2 separate regions of the Homo sapiens genome follow, and region 2 is linked to region 1. Evidence: read pairs that join two places in POLR2A ChIA-PET (ENCODE). Cell type or tissue: Caco-2. All regions are shown on one strand. Each heading gives the region's core, and the rest is flanking DNA. Links, peaks and the distances in the headings are about the cores only. Region 1 overlaps LINC01476 (long intergenic non-protein coding RNA 1476). Region 2 overlaps YPEL2 (yippee like 2).

What was found. Peaks named below come from ENCODE experiments on the same cell type or tissue, not always from the same donor. Only the 100,000 strongest peaks of a DNase experiment are listed, where the experiment ranks them.
Region 2: POLR2A ChIA-PET joins it to region 1 with 5 read pairs; 8 of 35 experiments call an interaction of 5 or more read pairs at or near these places.

Annotation. Positions count from the first base shown.
Region 1 is chr17:59,461,649-59,470,432 of GRCh38, reverse strand. The region is part of intron 2 of LINC01476 (long intergenic non-protein coding RNA 1476); the gene reads left to right. All of the region lies in intron 2 of LOC124904040 (a long non-coding RNA gene), which reads right to left. Among named protein-coding and RNA genes, the nearest start is that of LINC01476, 61 kb to the left of the region's middle. In Caco-2, for the core only: no CTCF peak of the experiment used is centred there; a DNase peak (open chromatin) is centred at 5,193.
Region 2 is chr17:59,333,491-59,342,274 of GRCh38, reverse strand. The region is part of intron 1 of YPEL2 (yippee like 2); the gene reads right to left. Among named protein-coding and RNA genes, the nearest start is that of YPEL2, 6.2 kb to the right of the region's middle. In Caco-2, for the core only: no CTCF peak of the experiment used is centred there; no DNase peak of the experiment used is centred there.

The DNA.
Region 1 (8,784 bases), core at 3,875-6,374:
AGTAGAGACAGAGTTTCTCCATGTTGGTCAGGCTGGTCTCGAACTCCCGACCTCAGGTGACCCACACCCCCTCAGCTTCCCAAAGTGCTGGGATTACAGGCGTGAGCCACTGCACCCAGTCGAGAAACTCTTTTGTAAAGCAGATATCCCTTCCCAACAATGGAATAAAGACATGAAATTTACCACCACAGTAGCAGGGATAGTGGTTGCAGTGGTGAGTCTTGCAATGGGTAAGAGCTGGTAAGCTCACCATAGACAGAATCAAGTGTCTCCTGAGCTCCATCCCACACTCCGATGGACACATGGATGATAACAGCACTGTGCTGGCCAGGCAAGACAAACACTAGGAATACTGCCAAGTGGGAAGGTCTGATAGATGCTAAAGGAGCAAAGTCGTTGTGTAATGAAGAATTAACCTGCCCCAAAGAGAGGTCTGGCTGTTGTCCTTGGCTACCAGGAGGTGATCTCTAGACCCCTGGAATGTCCTGACTGATAGGACTGTTTTTGTTTGCCTATAGGCTTTGGCCATTGAGCAGTCTAACAGTGTGATTTATGATGAAGGCTTTGGGTCATGTCACATCAGTTCTGACCTCTGGAAAGGACTAGATACCAAAATTTGTTGTAACTGAACTCCCACAAAAACCCTGAACACCAAAGGCTTAGGTGACCTTCTCATGTTGGCAATACAGAAGGTCTCTGACTTAGGATGGTTTGACTTAGATTTTTTGACTTTATGATGATGCAAAACTGTCACAATTTCTATGCAGTATACAGTATTCAATAAATCACATGAGATATTCACCACTTTATTACAAAACAGGCCTTACATTAGATGATTTTGCCCAAATATAGGCTAATATAAGCATTCTGAACACAATTAAGGTAGGCTAGGCAAAGCTGTGATGTTCGGTAGTTTAGGTGTATTAAATGCATTTTCGATTTGCAATATTTTCAGTTGGTTCATTGAGAGGTAATTCCATTGTAAGTCAAAGGGCATCTGTACTATATATTATCACACATCATGTTCAAGACTCCATGATTCTATGGAGAGATGATGACCAGAAGCTCCTCAAGTGGATATCGTTTGAAATCTGCTCTTGCATCTCTTCCCTTGGCTGATTTGAGTTTATCTTCTTTGCTACAATAAAATTGTAACCATAGGCCGGGCGTGGTGCCTCACGCCTGTAATCCTAGCACTTTGGGAGGCCGAGGCGGGCGGATCACGAGGTCAGGAGATCCAGACCAACCTGGCTAACACAATGAAACCCTGTCTCTACTAAAAGTACAAAAAATTAGCCAGGCGTGGTGGCAGGCGCCTGTAGTCCCAGCTACTCGGGAGGCTGAGGCAGGAGAATGGCTTGAACCCAGGAGGCGGAGCTTGCAGTGAGCCAAGATCGTGCCACTGCACTCCAGCCTGGGCAACGGTACAAGACTCCGTCTCAAAAAATAAAATAAAATAAAATTGTAACCGTAAGTATAGCACTTCCTGAGTTCTGTGAATCATTCTGTGAGGGTGGTTTTGAAAACCTCTGAGTTTGTAGCCATATAGTCTGAAGTGAGGGTGGTCCTGCAAACCCACAAACTTGTGGCTGGTGTCTGAAGTGAAGGCAGGCTTGCAGGGACGGTTCCCTCCAGCTGAACAGTTAGCTAAACTCCAGTGCAGCAGCTCAGCACTGGGGAGCTGCCAGAACAGAAGGACCACGTGGGAATGGAAGGTCCTTGTAGGTGAGTGTCAGGCCCTGCTTAGCTCTCCAGACTCTGCCGTGCCCTCTCCTCACACTTGTAACCACTGAGTACCCACCTCAGGCTTAGCACCTCTTTCCCACAGTGCCAAGTCTCAGAGACCAATGCTGACCTTAGATTGCAGGCGTTTAAGGAGCACTGATCCGGCTGGGCATGGTGGCTCACACCCATAATTCCAGCACTTTGGGAGGCTGAGGTGGGCAGATCACCTGAGGTCAGGTGTTCGAGACCAGCCTGCCCAACGTGGTGAAACCCTATCTCTACTAAAAACACAAAAATTAGCTGGGCGTGGTGGCATGCACCTGTAATTCCAGCTACTTGGGAGGCTGAGGCAGGAGAATCGCTTGAACCCAGGAGGTGGAGGTTGCAGTGAGCTGAGATTGCGCCACTGCACTCCAGCCTGGGCAACAGAGCAACACTCTGTCTCAAAAAAAAAAAAAAAAGCACTGATCCAATGCTCTGGGACTCAAATCACCACGCTGGCTGGAAAACAAAGAGAAGAGTAGCATGGGAGTTCAGGCTAAAGCCTTCAGCAGTAGACAGACCTGGTACAGCAGTCAGTCTTACCAGAAAGACCATAAGTCAAGAAGGACTTATTATAAAGAGGCTTCCTCCAAAAGAGTGGGCACTGGACAACCACAAGGGATAGAGCAGTAGCAGCCCTAGATTCAAAGACACAGAGAAGGAAATAGAAGGAGAAGATTATATAGAGAAAACCACTTTGTGGCACCACAAGCCAAAAGCACCCTCTCCTTTCTTCCCTCTTGTCTGTGGGGCTCTCCACTAACAGACCCAACTGGTGCTAGCGGGGAAAGGGAGGCTGTTGATGCAGCTCATAAGGTCAGCCTCTGGGGTGGAGAAGGACAGCAAGCTCAGCTAGAGGGATAAATGGAAGGTATTCAGCGCCTGGGTTCAAATCCTTGTTACCTACCGGCCATGTGATCTTCAACGTGTCACATGAGTTCCTCCATCTATAAAACTGAGTGCTTTGGTAAGTAGGCAAGGACCAAAGGAGGTAAGGCACATGAGTTGCTTGCTGTAGCACCTGCTTCATAGGAAGGGCTCAGTGTCCAGCAGACAGTAGTACTAGGTTTGCTGCTCTGCCTCTGGCTCCATGCCCAGCTATAATAACTGGGCTTCCAACTTGCTCCTGAAATCCAGTTGCCCCCAGTATCCCACTCTGATCATTGGATCCAGGTTATTTTCCTTGGGCCAGAGGCCCCCTGTCTTGCTATTTGCTTAATCCAGGGGTCTCCTGGGAATGGCACCTTGCTGTATGCTTGTAGGTAACCACGGAAACTGGCTGCCTTTGTCAGATAAAAGGCAAGTTGGTAACAGCCTGAATGGTGATGGGGAGAGAGGCTGAGAACAAAGATTTTTATGAGTCATGTTAAGCAAAATCCATGCTCCAGGTTAAATATTTTCATCCCTCAAGAGAGTTAGCACGTACCCAGTTCTACATTGAGAACCCTCTCCCTGAAACCACATTGAACATAGGACACAGAGTATCTTCAGCCTGCAAGGTGGAGTGTAAGGTCCCCATGCTACTCTGCCTGCCAACTTCCAATGAGCTCTGCATACCCATGAGCTCTGCTGGAGCCATTTTTATTGAAAAGCTCTCTGCAGATCTGCCTCTTCTGAAGCCTGGGTTCAGGAAACCAGGACTAGATTGGCCAGAAGCAGACTGGAACAGGCCTAGAGTTTTAGAGAAAAGAGGTGCATTTATTTTCTAGGGCTGCTGTAAGAAAATACCACAAACTGGGCCTGGTGTGGTGGCTCACACCTGTAATCCCAGCACTTTGAGGGGCCGAGGCGGGCGGATCACAAGTCAGGAGTTCGAGACCAGCCTGGCCAACATAGTGAAACCCTGTCTTTACTAAAAATACAAAAAATTAGCCAGGCGTGGTGGCAGGCGCCTGTAATCCCAGCTACTCAGGAGGCTGAGGTGGGAGAATTGCTTGAACCCACGAGGCGGAGGTTGCAGTGAGCCGAGATCATGCCACTGTACTCCAGCCTGGGCAACAGTGCGAGATTCTGTCTCAAATAAAAAAAAAGACAAGACCAGACCACAAACTGGGTGTCTTCAACAACAGAAGCGTATTGTCTCACAGTTCTAGAGGTCAGAAGTCCAAGGTCAAGGTGTCAGCAGGGTTGGTTCCTTCTGAGAGCTGTGAGATCGAATTTTTTCCATGCCTCTCCCCTCGCTTCTGGTGGCTTGCTGGCAGTCTTTGGCATTCCTCAGCATGTAGAACCATCACCCTGATCTCGCCTTCATTTTCACACAACATCCTCCCTGTGTGTGCATTTCTGTTTCCAAATTTCCCTTTTTTTTTTAAAGAAATTTCTATTTATTTTGAGACAGGGTTATGAGACTGGCTAATTTTTGTATTTTTGGTAGAGTCAGGGTTTCACCACGTTGGCCAGGCTGGTCTCAAACTCTAGGGCTCAAGCAATCCATCCTCCTTGGCCTCCCAAAGTGCTGGGATTACAAGTGTGAGTCCCTGCGCCTGGCCCAAATTTCCCTTCCTATAGGTACACAAATTATATAGGATTAAAGCCACCTGAATGACGTCATCTTAACTGCTTACATCTGTAACAACCCTGTTTGCAAATGAGATCACATTCTGAGGTACTGCGCCTTAGGACTTCAACATAAGAATTTGGGGAAGACACAATTCAACCCGTAACGGGGAAAAAGAGGAGAAAGTCTACCCTATGACATCTATCCTGGTTCTTAAATATTGACCCTTCTTGAATTTCTCAACCCAGGGCTACCTTGTTATCAGAAAGCCTCTGATATTCTACGTTGTGCCTTTTGCCCTATGACATCTAGTCCTGGCCCTCTACCTGTCCACTTTGGCAATCTAATTCTATCTAGTTCCAGCCCTCACTGCTGGGCAGGCATTTCAGTATCCCTTTTCTGCCAGTATTTGTTCTGCCAGCCATAGGAGACTTCCTCCGAGTTGAGCACGTTCCTCTTAGAACTGGCCTTGCCTTCGGCTGGCACAGTGGCTCATGCCTGTAATCCTAGCACTTTGTGAGGCCAAGACGGGTGGATCACCTGAAGTCAGGAGTTTGAGACCAGCCTGGCCAACATGGCGAAACCCCGTCTGTACTAAAAATACAAAAATTAGCTGAGCATGGTGGCGGGTGCCTATAATCCCAGCTACTCAGGAGGCTGAGGCAGGAGAATCGCTGGAACCCAGGAGGCGGAGGTTGGGGTGAGTCGAGATCGCGCCACTGCACTCCAGCCTGGGCGACAAAAAAAAAAAAAAAAAACTGGCCTTGACTCACAGGGTGCAGCTAATCCAAGTCCTTGTTTGTTTAGCTCTGCCCCAACCTTTGCAGGTGGTGGGGCCAAACCCAGCTGCACCCTAAGGCAAACCAGCAGGGTTTGAAGTGCAGGGTTTGAAGTGCATGGAAGTAGGGACAATAAGCAGGTATTTAGAGCCAGACGGGCAGGGTTCAGAGCTGGGTGGAAGCATGCTGCAGCATGGCACAGGGGCAGGGCTAGAGTGCAGCCTAGTGGATCTAAGGGTGTTTACTCTTGGCTTTATTTCTACTGCCCCTTGTATGGATGATCCGGGCCCACAAGGCTGGACATGGCCATACGAAGGTCTGCAGATGAGTCTTGCCCAGAGTAAAGCAGGAACAGTCTGGGGGTGGTTAGAAGCATAAACTTTGCTCACTAAGCCTCAATTTCTGCATCCATAAAATAAGACCTTTAACAAAACTCATCTGATGGGATTTTTGTGAGGATTAAATGAGTAATGAATATATAGCCTTTTTTTTCTTTTTTAAAAATTTGTTTCATTTATTTATTTTTTGGAGATGAGGTCTCACTCTGTCGCCCAGGCTGGAGTGCAGTGGCACCATCTTGGCTCACTACAACCTCTGGGCTCAAGTAATTCTCCCACAGCCTCCCAAGTAGCTGGGATTATAGGCATGTGCCACCACGCTCGACTAATGTTTATTTGTTTGTTTGTTTTTGTAGAAATGGAATTTCGCCATGTTGCCCAGGCTGGTCTTGAACGCTGGGACTCAATCCACATGCCTCTGCTTCCCAAAGTGCTGGAGTTACAGGTGTGAGCTATCCTGCCCGGCCAATATATGGCCTTAACTCAGGGCCTGGTACAAAGTAAGCATTCAAAGCTGGGTGTAGTGGCTCATGCCTGTAGTCCCAGTTACTCAGGAGGCTCGCTTGAGCCCGGGAGTTTGAGGATACAGAGAGCTATGATTGCACCACTGCACTCCAACCTGGACGACAGAGCAAGACTCTGTCTCCAAAAACCAAAGTAAGTGTTCAGCACATGTTAGCCATGGTGATCATCATGACCACTTATAGCATTTTACTGCCTCCGCAGAGTTTCATGATATTGGCTATCAGGTAGTTTCTGGGTATGACAGACTAAAACAGCTGCTCTTTTCTTATTGAAATAATGTACCCACACAAAATTAAACAGCCTCTCAGGAAAATGATGGCACTTCTTTGAGATCTTTTTCTTTCTTTTTTCTTTCTTTTTTTTTTTTTGAGACAGTTTAGCTCTTGTTGCCCAGGCTAGAGTGCAACGGCACAATCTTGGCTCACCACAACTTCCACCTCTCCGGTTCAAGCCATTCTCCTACCTCAACCTCCTGAGTAGCTGGGATTACAGGCATGCGCCACCACCTGGTTAATTTTGTATTTTTAGTAGAGACGGAGTTTCTCCATGTTGGTCAGCCTGGTCTCGAACCCCCGACCTCAGGTGATCCGCCCGCGTCCGCCTCCCAAAGTGCTGGGATTACAGGCGTGAGCCACCGCGCCCGGCTTCTTTGGGATATTTCTTAGTGTTATTGGATTATGACCATTGTTCCAGGATAGGAGCTATCAATGTGCAATCTACCTTAATTTTTTTTTTTTTTTTGAGACAGTGTCTCACTCTGTCACCCAGGCTGGAGCACAGTGGCACGATCTTGGTTCACTGCAACCCCTGCCTCCCAGGTTTAAACGATTCTCCTGCCTTAGGCTCCTGAGTAGCTGGGATTACAGGTGCTCACCACCACGCCCAGCTAATTTTTGTATTTTTAGTAGAGATGGGGTTTCTTTCTTTTCTTTTTTTCTTTTTTTGTTTTTTTGAGAGGGAGTTTCACTTTGTCACCCAGGCTGGAGTGCAGAGGCACAATCTTGGTTCACTGCAACCTCCACCTCCCATGTTCAAGCAAGTCTTCTGCCTCAGCCTCCTGAGTAGCTGGGACTACAGGCATGCGCCACCATGCCCAGCTACATTTTGTATTTTTAGTAGAGACGGGGTTTCACCATATTGGTCAGTCTGGTCTCGAACTCCTGACCTCGTGATCTGCCCACCTCGGCCTCCCAACGTGCTGAGATTACAGACGTTAGCCACCATGCCTGGCCTACCTTAATACTTGAAGCAGCTTCCTGCCACATGTAGGTATCTTTTCTTTCCTCCCCAGGGAGGGGATGGATTTTGTGGATTTCTGATTTTTTTTTTTTCTTTTGAGACAGAGTTTCACTCTTGTCACCCAGGCTGGAGTGCAATGGCATGATCTCGGCTCACTGCAACCTCCGCCTCCTGAGTTCAAGCAATTCTCCTGCCTCAGCCTCCCAAGTAGCTGGGATTACAGGTGCACGCCACCACAGCCAGCTAATTTTTGTATTTTTTTTTTTTTTTAAGTAGAGATGGGGTTTCACGATGTTGGCTGGTCTGGTCTTAAACTCCTGACCTCAGGTGATCCACCCGCCTCAGCTTCCCAAAGTGCTGGAATTACAGGTGTGTGCCACCATGCCCAGCTTTTTTTTTTTTTTTTTTTTTGACACAGGGTCTTGCTCTGTCTTCCAGGCTGGAATGCACTGGTGCAATCTTGGCTCACTGCAACCTCCGCATCCCAGGCTCAAGTGATCCACACACCTCAGCCTCCCTAGTAGCTGGGACCACAAGCATGCACCACTATGCCCAGCTAATTTTTGTATTTTTGGGTTTCGCCATATTGCCTAGCCTGATCTTGAACTCCTGGACTCAAACAATCCTTTTTCTCAGCCTCCCAAAGTGCTGGGATTACAGGCTTGAGCTACTGTGACCAGCCAGTTCCCGAGATTTTAACACTGGGCTAGAACTAGGTCCTCTGAGTGCTAACAATTATCCTTCACACTTCCAAAATTAGCTCAAAAATGCCCACGCTCTTAAGAACAGGGTCAGGAGCACCTGATCATTTTGAAGAGATAATTTCCTCAGATGAGAAGCCACATAAGTAGTCATTATGTGCATCCCCTCCTGCCTCGTCTTAGAAGCCAAGTATAATTTAATGTATTTTAGGAACTAAAGTTCAAAATGTGAATTTCCCGTGTAGAAAAAAAAAATCTGTCAGAAAGCACTTAGGAAAAGGCATGGCAGTCAGATCAAATAGTGTTCAAAGATCTGTCCTTGGCCCTCTTTTCAGATTTTCCTTGACAATGTCATTCAAACTCGAGCTTGTGATAGAGGATCACTCCCCTGCCTGTGGCAGCAGCCTCGCCCCATCTCTGGAGAGCTGGGTTCCAAGTCTCTACTGCCTACTCGAGACCCATCTATAACACTGTGAAATCAACATATCTCAGAGGGAAGAGACCATGTCTCTGCTCTTCCAGCCAACCCTACCTCCTTATGTCTTGCCTGTGACCCCTACTTGCATTCATGTTACTACCATCCTATTGGTCATCTAGGCTTGAAACCACTAAGTCCGTGATTTTTAACTTTTTTTTTTTCTTGAGACACAGTCTGGCTCCATCACCCAGGCTGGAGTGCAGTGGTGCAATCTCAGCTCACTGCAACCTCTGCCTCCCGGGCTCAAGCCATCCTCCCATCTCATCCTCCCATCTCAGCCTTCCAAGTAGCTGGGACTACAAGCACAATGCTACCACACCTGGCTAATTTTTATATTTTTTGTAGAGATGGGGTTTCACCATATTGCCCAGGCTGGCCTTGAACTTGTGAACTCAAACAATCCACTCACCTCAGCCTCCCAAAATGCTGGGATTACAGGCTCCAGTCACCACACCCGGCC
Region 2 (8,784 bases), core at 3,962-6,461, 130 kb after region 1:
TTTGGGCACTGTGTGACCTTGATTTCTCTTTAAACTGCTGGTCCCCCAGGGCACAGCTGGGGCCCCAATTAGCTACAAACCACCCATCCTAAATCTGCCAATACAATTCTGTTGTTCAGCTGTCAGCATGCCTTTGGCTTTCTGACTTTAATCTCCCAATTCAAATAAATCCAAAACTCTAGACTCTGACATCTGTGGCTGGGCTCCCCGCCTTTCCGCAATTGGAATTTGGAAATTGAACTTTTTAAAAACTGAAGAGCAAAAAAGGGAAGAGGCACTTTCAAAAGGTTGCTTATATGTCTAAAGACCCAGCCATCGCCAGCCCAAAGTTGGAAGTTATTTTGTTCTGGGAATTATTAAACTGTCATCCAGTGGTGCCATTTACTGAGGGAGAGGAAAGGCGGTGGGGTGGGAAAGGGAGGAGACTCACTCTACAGCACATTTCTGGGTTTCTTCTCTGAATGGGAATAGCAGATAGATTTTAACAAGAATCGAAGTCCCTGTTCTCCTTCAATCCTCCTTCTTAAAAGTGCTTCCACCACGTGCCTCTGATCCTTTGAGGTCCAGCAAATGCACGCAGCCTGTTTACCTTTTTAATATAACTTTTTTTTTTCCTGAGACGTTGTTTCGCACTTGTTGCCCACGCTGGAGTGCAATGGCACAATCTGGCTCACTGCAACCTGCGCCTCCCAGGTTCAAGCAATTCTCCTGCCTCCGCCTCCCAAGTAGCTGGGATTATAGGCACCCGCCACCACACCCGGCTAATTTTTGTATTTTTAGTAGGGACGGGTTTTGCCATGTTGTCCAGACTGGTCTGGAACTCCTGACCTCAGGAGATGCTGGGATTACAGGCATGAGTCACCGCGCCTGGCCTTTTTTTTTTGAGACGGAGTCTCGCTCTGTAGCCCAGGCTGGAGTGCAGTGGTGCGATCTCCGCTCATTGCAAGCTCCGCCTCCCGGGTTCAAGCGATTCTCCTGCCTCAGCCTCCCGAGTAGCTGGGACTACAGGCACCAGCCACCACGCCTGGCTAATTTTTTGTATTTTTAGTAGAGATGGGATTTCACCTTGTTAGTCAGGATGGTCTCCGCCCACCTCGGCCTCCCAAAGTGCTGGGATTACAGGGGTTTCGCCATGTTGGCCAGGCTGGTCTGGAACACCTGACCTCAGGCTATCTGCCCGCCTCAGCATCTCAAAGTACTGGGATTACAGGCATGAGCCACCGCGCCCGGCCACCTTAATTTTTTAAAGTTCCGCAAAACAGCCGGGTGCGGTGGCTCAAGCCTGTAATCCCAGCACTTTGAGATGCTGAGGCGGGCAGATAGCCTGAGGTCAGGTGTTCCAGACCAGCCTGGCCAACATGGCGAAACCCCGTCTCTACTAAAAATACAAAAATTAGCCAGGCGTGGTGGCACACGCCTGTAATCCCAGCTACTTGGGAGGGTGAGGCAGGGGAATCACTTAAACCCAGGAGGCTGAGGTTGCAGTGACCGAGATGGCGTCACTGCACTCCAGCCTGGGCAACAGAGCAAGACATCGCCATTTCAAAAAAAAAAAAGTTCGGCTGGGTGCGGTGGCTCACGCCTGTAATCCCAGCACTTTGAAAGGCCGAGGTGGGCGGATCACAAGGTCAGGAGTTCGAGATCATCCTGGCTAACACGGTGAAACCCCGTCTCTACTGAAAGTATAAAAAATTAGCCGAGCGAGGTGGCGGGTGCCTGTAGTCCCAGCTACTTGGGAGGCTGAGGCAGGAGAATGGCGTGAACCTGGAGGGCGGAGCCTGCAGTGAGCTGAGATCGCACCACTGCACTCCAGCCTGGGCGACAGAGCAAGACTCTGTCTCAAAAAAAAAAAATAAATAAAGTTCCAGCTGGGCACGGTGGCTCACGCCTGTAATCCCAGCACTTTGGGAGGCCAAGGCGGGTGGATCACCTGAGGTCAGGAGTTCGAGACCAGCCTGGCCAACGTAGTGAAACCCTGTCTCTACTAAAAATACAAAAATTAGCCGGGCGTAGTGGCAGGTGCCTGTAATCCCAGCTACTCTGGAGGCTGGGGCAGGACGATCGCTTGAACCTGGGGGGGTGGAGATTGCAGTGAGCTGAGATCACACCATTGTACTCCAGCTTGGGCAACAAGAGTGAAACTCCATCTCAAAAAAAAAAAAAAAGTTCCACAAAATTAGTTGTTTCTCAGTCAGACTTCCCACTAGATTGCAAACCATTCCTGGCCATGGTTAATCAGACATGAGACCATGTCTGGTTAATCAGCCCTCATACGCAGCCCAAAGCTTGGCAAGAGGAGCTCAGAAAGCTCAGTAAGCCTTGGTTGGAGGAAGGTAGGAAGTGGGGGCAGTTTGGGAGAGAGACCCTGGAACAACTGCAGATAAACCTCCAGGATTCTACAATTTATTAATTCCCTGTTATGCGTCTATGAGGGGTCATATCTCAATTAATCCTCACAACAACCCAGGGAGACAGGCATTATGATGATGACCCCTGCTTTCCAGACACAGAAAAAGGAACAATTTGCCCAAGATCACACAATTAGAGAGGACCAAAACCAGGATTCAAATCCCCCGTCCCTTGCAAGTAGATCCTTCCTCCCCAAACCAGCCAGAGAAGAGTCTGAGGAAGTGTATTCTCAGTCCCTGAATTCCTTCCAGAGCTTCAAGCAGAATGGGAGAGTCTAAGTCAACTCAACATAATGCAAAATGAAGACGTCAAGTTCTCTCTAAACACCCTCAGACTCTCAGCTCAATGCTTCAACATTAAATTGCCGAAATGGGAGAAAACAAATGAGGGATGGGAATAACCTGAGCCAGAAGGTGGGACAACAGATTAGGCACAAGAAAAAGGGAGTTTTCAGCTCTTGTTGTACCTCTCTGCTAATGAAGCACTTAGCTTTAAGGCTGCAGTTAAGTGTGGGGATAACTTTTCCTCAAATCCTAACAGAAAAAAAGAGCCCCGCGAGCAAAACAAACTGCAAGCCCTATTTAATTTAGGTTTATGTAATGTGCACGTTCATACCATTAACGTAACCTGTCCTGAAAGTTAATTCATTTCTCTCTTATGGTTCATTTGGCAATGGGTCAATGTAGGGAGGGACCCCCAACAGACAAAGACCGAAGTGGTAAAAGAAGAAACAAGGCGTTGGGGTGGGGGTGGGGGTGGGGGGCGCAGATATCCTGGATGACGTGTAGGGGCAACACAAAGGAAAAAGCAAAAACAGAAAGAGCAAGGGCAAGGGGGCCAAAAGCCAAGGCTGCTTGGTAGCTCCTGCCAGAGGGATCAAGCACGACCTCAGTGGTTTCCAGACCTCAGTCATGTGTGGGGTTGGCTGCTTTAGAAGAACCTGGGAAACAGTTTTTCAGGGGTTGTTACTATTTTCTTGTTTTTGTTACAAATTCCCCATCCTGAAAATTCTGATTTTGTAGGCCTTTAGCAGGACGATGAATTCTTAAGGCAGCCAGCTTCGAGAATCCCTAGAGATAGCCTCCCTCCTGGAGACGCCTATGATCTGAGGCAATTAGCCATTGTGCAGTGCTCTTCACCCTTACTGTGAAGGAAGTCACAGTCCACTCCCACGGAGTGCTCTATCTGCAGCCATGGTAGCTGAGAACTACATCCCAGTGCCCTCTTTCCCCATCTCACGTGCTTCCTGAACATTCCCCATACACTCCCTCTTATATTCACACCTCAGTGCCTCTGCACAACTGTTCCCCATGGAATGTTTCTGTATGTGTAAATCCTCTTCATTCTTCACCAATCCATCTCAAAAATAGGGATCAAAATATTCCTGATGGGCAGGATCTGTTCCGTGCCTACACTTATTTGCCTCAGGTACTCCTGAACAGAATGTCTTGAGAAAACAAAATACCAATCACTAGAAAGGTCAGTATTTCCTAGAACTAAAAATTTCGTATCAGGTAAAACAAAGCCACTTTCTCTGGTGCAACTGAACTTGGTCACCATTCACACCCAGAAGATCATGTTTGAGCCTCAGTGGCACCCATCTGCCAACTGGATGTCAAGCCTTCCTTTCCCAGTGAGAAACAGACAAAGGAACTCCAGACACTGGAGGGTAAGCTCACATGGAGCCAGCAATCCAGTTTCGAATCAAAGCCACTCAGTCTAGACACACTGCTTTTAAGACCACAGGGGAGGGCTGACTCCTCTGTAGCTCAGGAGACCCAGGTATTGCTGAGCCATCCAGGTAACAGGAATGCAGGTGGCACTGCTGCACCTCGCAAGCAGAATGCTGCTCTGTCTCGTTTCAGAGAGAAGGTAGACTCTGCCTAGAATGGAGACATGGGCTATTTAGGGTTTAGATGAGGAGCTGGTATTATTCCAGAATGCGCAGCAGTAGGAAGAGGCCTGGGTCTGGGAAACAGAAGGTATGGTTTATAGCTTCCGCTTTGCCCTAATTAGCACTATGTCTTAAAGCAAGTCCTTTTTGTCTGTTTGAACCTCAGTGTGTATATCTCCAAAATGTTAACACCTAAACAGACTTTAATGCCCAACCCAGTATATACCTAATTAATAGAAAACAAAAATTACAAGGTTAACACTAGAAAAAATTAGGATGCAGGGCCCTACATAGTCACTAAAATCAAGCCACAAATTTCACTCTGTACTTCCTGGTAGCCAAAGCAAAAAGCATTTATCATTTATAGCATTTATAGCATTTATCATGCTATAAATTTCCAATTTCCACAAAAGAAAAAGCATACCAGGTTTTCAGGAGAGGCAAAGCTTTTCAGAGACATTAGGTTCTAAAAGAATTTCTCCCGGCCGGGCGCGGTGGCTCACGCTTGTAATCCCAGCACTTTGGGAGGCCGAGGCGGGCGGATCACGAGGTCAGGAGATCGAGACCATCCTGGCTAACACGGTGAAACCCCATCTCTACTAAAAATACAAAAAAAATTAGCCGGGCGTGATGGTGGGCGCCTGTAGTCCCAGCTACTCGGGAGGCTGAGGCAGGAGAATGGCGTGAACCCGGGAGGCGGAGCTTGCAGTGAGCCGAGATTGCACCACTGCACTCCCGCCTGGGCCACAGAGCGAGACTCCGTCTCAAACAAAAAAAACAAAAAAAAAGAATTTCTCCCATGAACTTCTTAAAGGGGGCATTGAATCTGTAGCTAGTCTTCAACAATATAAACCCTTATAAGAATTACAGTAACAAGTTATATAAAGCTATTTCTGACAGTGTCCTTCCATAAAGCAAAGGGCAGACACTGAAGCCCAACTCGGTAAAAATAACAACGGAGGGGCTGACATAATGGCACATGCAGATGGCCCAGCCTAATCAAGTCTAAAACCAAGAATCGCCACAGGAGCAGATAGAAAACTCGTCCTTCCAAAAACTTCTGTAACTGTTACTTCTTCCAGGTGGGTGTTGGGCAGCAGTCAGCTTGCGAATACATGGTTTCTAAATTCCATTCCAGTTCAAATAGATGTAAGTGGCATTTTCAGTCTTTACTTACTTATATTAAGAAGTCCTCCTCTGACCCCACCACACACTGTCCACTCCCAAATCAATGGATTGAGAATGGATTCCTCTGAGCCAGAGAGAGGGGAATCCACCTATTAATGTTAGTGCTGTTATTAATAGCTAGCACTGAGTGCTTAGGTGCCAGGCTCTGTACCTGGTTTCCCCTGCAGTCTCATTTAATCCTCCCATCAGTCCCGTGTGATGCAAACTATTATTAGTACCATTTTAAAAATAAGGAACAAAGATTTAGAGAATTTTAGTAGATTGCCAAGGTCACAGAGCTAATTATCCAGGTCTTTCTGATTCCAAAGTCCAGGCTCTTAGCCCCACATATAGTGCCTCCTGGTATTAATGAAATGTGATTACTGATAGAAATGCTAACATTTGTTAGAAGAAAACAAACAGCGAGGCCTAGAATAAGGTTACTGGGGTAGGTAAGAGTTGTTTATTATTAATGACAACAAAATAACAATGGAGCTTTTGGAGGCTTTGCCAACCTATAAATGGAATAAAGGAATGAAAACTATTGTGAAAAGCAGAAATAGTGCAAGTGAAAGTAATTCTGAGAGCATACTATATTATCCCAGAAAAAGAGAATTATCTTTTCCTCTTAAAGTATATTTCCTCCTCTAGAGATTCTAAACCTTGGTTCTCTTGGTCATTCACGCATTCAACCAACAAATACTTATCCAGTGTCTACTCCACACCAAGCATTTTCAGCAGCAAGCAAGACAGAGAAGCTCTCAAGCTTCCGTGTCGGCAAACAGGTAGATAATATATTTCCAGACGGTATTAAAGTGCTTTGAAGAAAATAAAGTTAAGGGGATTAAGAGAGGCTGAGGGGCAGAGAAGGGAGGAGCTGTTCTAGATAACTGGTCCGTCAGGAAGTAGCTCTGAGAACCAAGTGAGAGTCAGCCACGCAAAAATTTGGAGAAAGAGCCAGGCACGGTGGCTTATGCCTGTAATCCCAAGACTTGTCAGAGGCTGAGGCAGGCAGATCACCTGAGGTCAGGAGTTCAAGACCAGCCTGGACAATATGGTGAAACCCCGTCTCCACTAAAAATGCAAAAATTAGCCGGGCGTGGTGGGGTGCGCCTGTAATCCCAGCTACTTGGGAGGCTGAGGCAGGAGAATCACTTGAATCAGGGAGGCAGAGGTTGCAGTGAGCAGATCACACCACTGCACTCCAGCCTGGGCAAGAGCAAGACCCTGTCTCAAACAGAAAAGAAAAATCTGGAGAAAGAATCCTGGAAAGAGTTACTACCAGTAGAAAAGCCCTATGACAAACCTAAGTATGGCATGTTTCAGAAACCTCAGAAAGGCGAGCTTTTCTCAAGCAGGAAGAAGCAGAGTGGACAGGTTGGGGATTGGTAAGAGATGAGGCAGAAGATGGGGGAGTAGGACAAGCCGTGTGGTGCCTACAAGGAAAGGAATTAGATTATATCTGAAGGGCAATGGGAAGCCATTGGCAAATTGGCGACAAGAGAATAGCAAATTCTGATTTACTTTTAAGCTCTCCAGTGCTATATCCACAGCTCCCAGGTAAACAAACTCAGGCAGTACAATACTTCACAGACTCAAGTGTATCACCTTTTGTTAAGGACAATGTCACTGAAAACTAACAACTCTAAAAAATATCTTTAGCCTGCAGGCCCTGGCTGGCTTTCCATCATTACAGGCTCAAGTTGAAAATGATGCTTCTTCCTTTTCCAAAACTTTATACCTTTTTATGCTCAGGGGAATGCAGTTGTCAGAGCACCTAGTGGTTTGCCTGACAAACCCTAAGGAAATGCCAAGGTAATTTACAATGGGAATTGATCACATCCTCCATCTGAATCTCACTTCAACATCTCTTCCTTCTGGCTTTTCCAATCCTGGGACATCTTATCCCTTGCCATCCTTTTGTTGCTTTCTTTTCTCCATATGCTCAAAACTAAACATTCTGAATGTGAGTTGCTTGGCCAAACTGAACATTATTAAAGTTAATTTTTAAAATCCCACGCTTGATGCTCCCATAAGGCACACCTTTAGCAAGAAGGGCTACAGTGGAAGTTGAATTTGGATAGAGTCCTTTTTGAAGCTAAATCGCAGCTTTCATTAATTCAAATAAATGTATCCTACCAATATGTCTGGACACAATAACTAAGAGGGAAAAATCTAACCTGTGGCTGCATCAGGCGTGTGTGTGTGTGTGTGTGTGTGTGTGTGTGTGTGTTTGTGCCTGAAGGCAGATAACAGCATCAGAAACTGGATGCCTAACAAGATTCGCCTGCACACAGGGACTGGGCCATCACAATGGGAAGTAACCAGGACTGGGGTAGCCCAGGAGGTATGGGAACTTGTGCCTCTTATTAAGACCTGATGGTAGACAAACTCCTGACTCCTCACCCCCCCCCAAATAAAAAGAGTCACCTGCCTGCCTTCCCCCGAGGCTATGCAGTCTGGAATACACGGATACTAAACAAAATCAACCTCTTCTTCAGCTGGCCAATTGTGAATCTCCCAGGCACAATGACTGTGTGGCTGCCTCAAAACCGTGAAAATCATTACGACAATGAAGAATTCACATAATCTATGAACAGCACAGCAACTCACGCAACTCATCGGCACTACTCACATCTCCAACCCCCACACACCTAGAAACATCTCCTGGTACACAACACTGTGCAGCAGCCCTCAAACAGGCTGGAGTGGAGAGGGAGGGATACCAGTCTCTTAAAGCCAACTGCTTCATGGCAGTTGAGAACAAACAATACTGTGCCCTTAGACTTTTCAAAGCCTAAGCTAGTGTGATTGGCAGCTGAGTGATTTTGGGATTGCAGAGTATGGGGTCACATACCTGACTGCACTTCAGAGCCAAGTTAATACCTTTCATTGTTCACTGCCTCCAGTTCCCACTAGATCAGGGGCTCTTATCAAGCACCTGCATCACAATCTCATAGGTCCCCTGGTAAAAATGCAGATTCCTGTGGCCCACTGAAAATAAACATCTGCGGAGTAGCCTGACAAACTATTTTTAAACACTACCCAGGTCATCTTTATACACATTTAAGTTTGAGGACCTCTGCCTTAAAGCGATGCTTCTCAAACTATGGGTCAGGACCTGCTTGGTCAGGAAATCAAATTAATGGGTCATAACCAGCAGTTGATTTTTTTAAATGAAGTAGAAAAAAAAACCTTTAAAACAGAGCACACTGCAGGGAGTAAGGGTAATTATTGTTCTCTGAAACTTATTTCAGTTACAGACCTGTATGCAGTGCAGGTCCCACTCAAAGTCTGAAAACCATGCTCCTAGA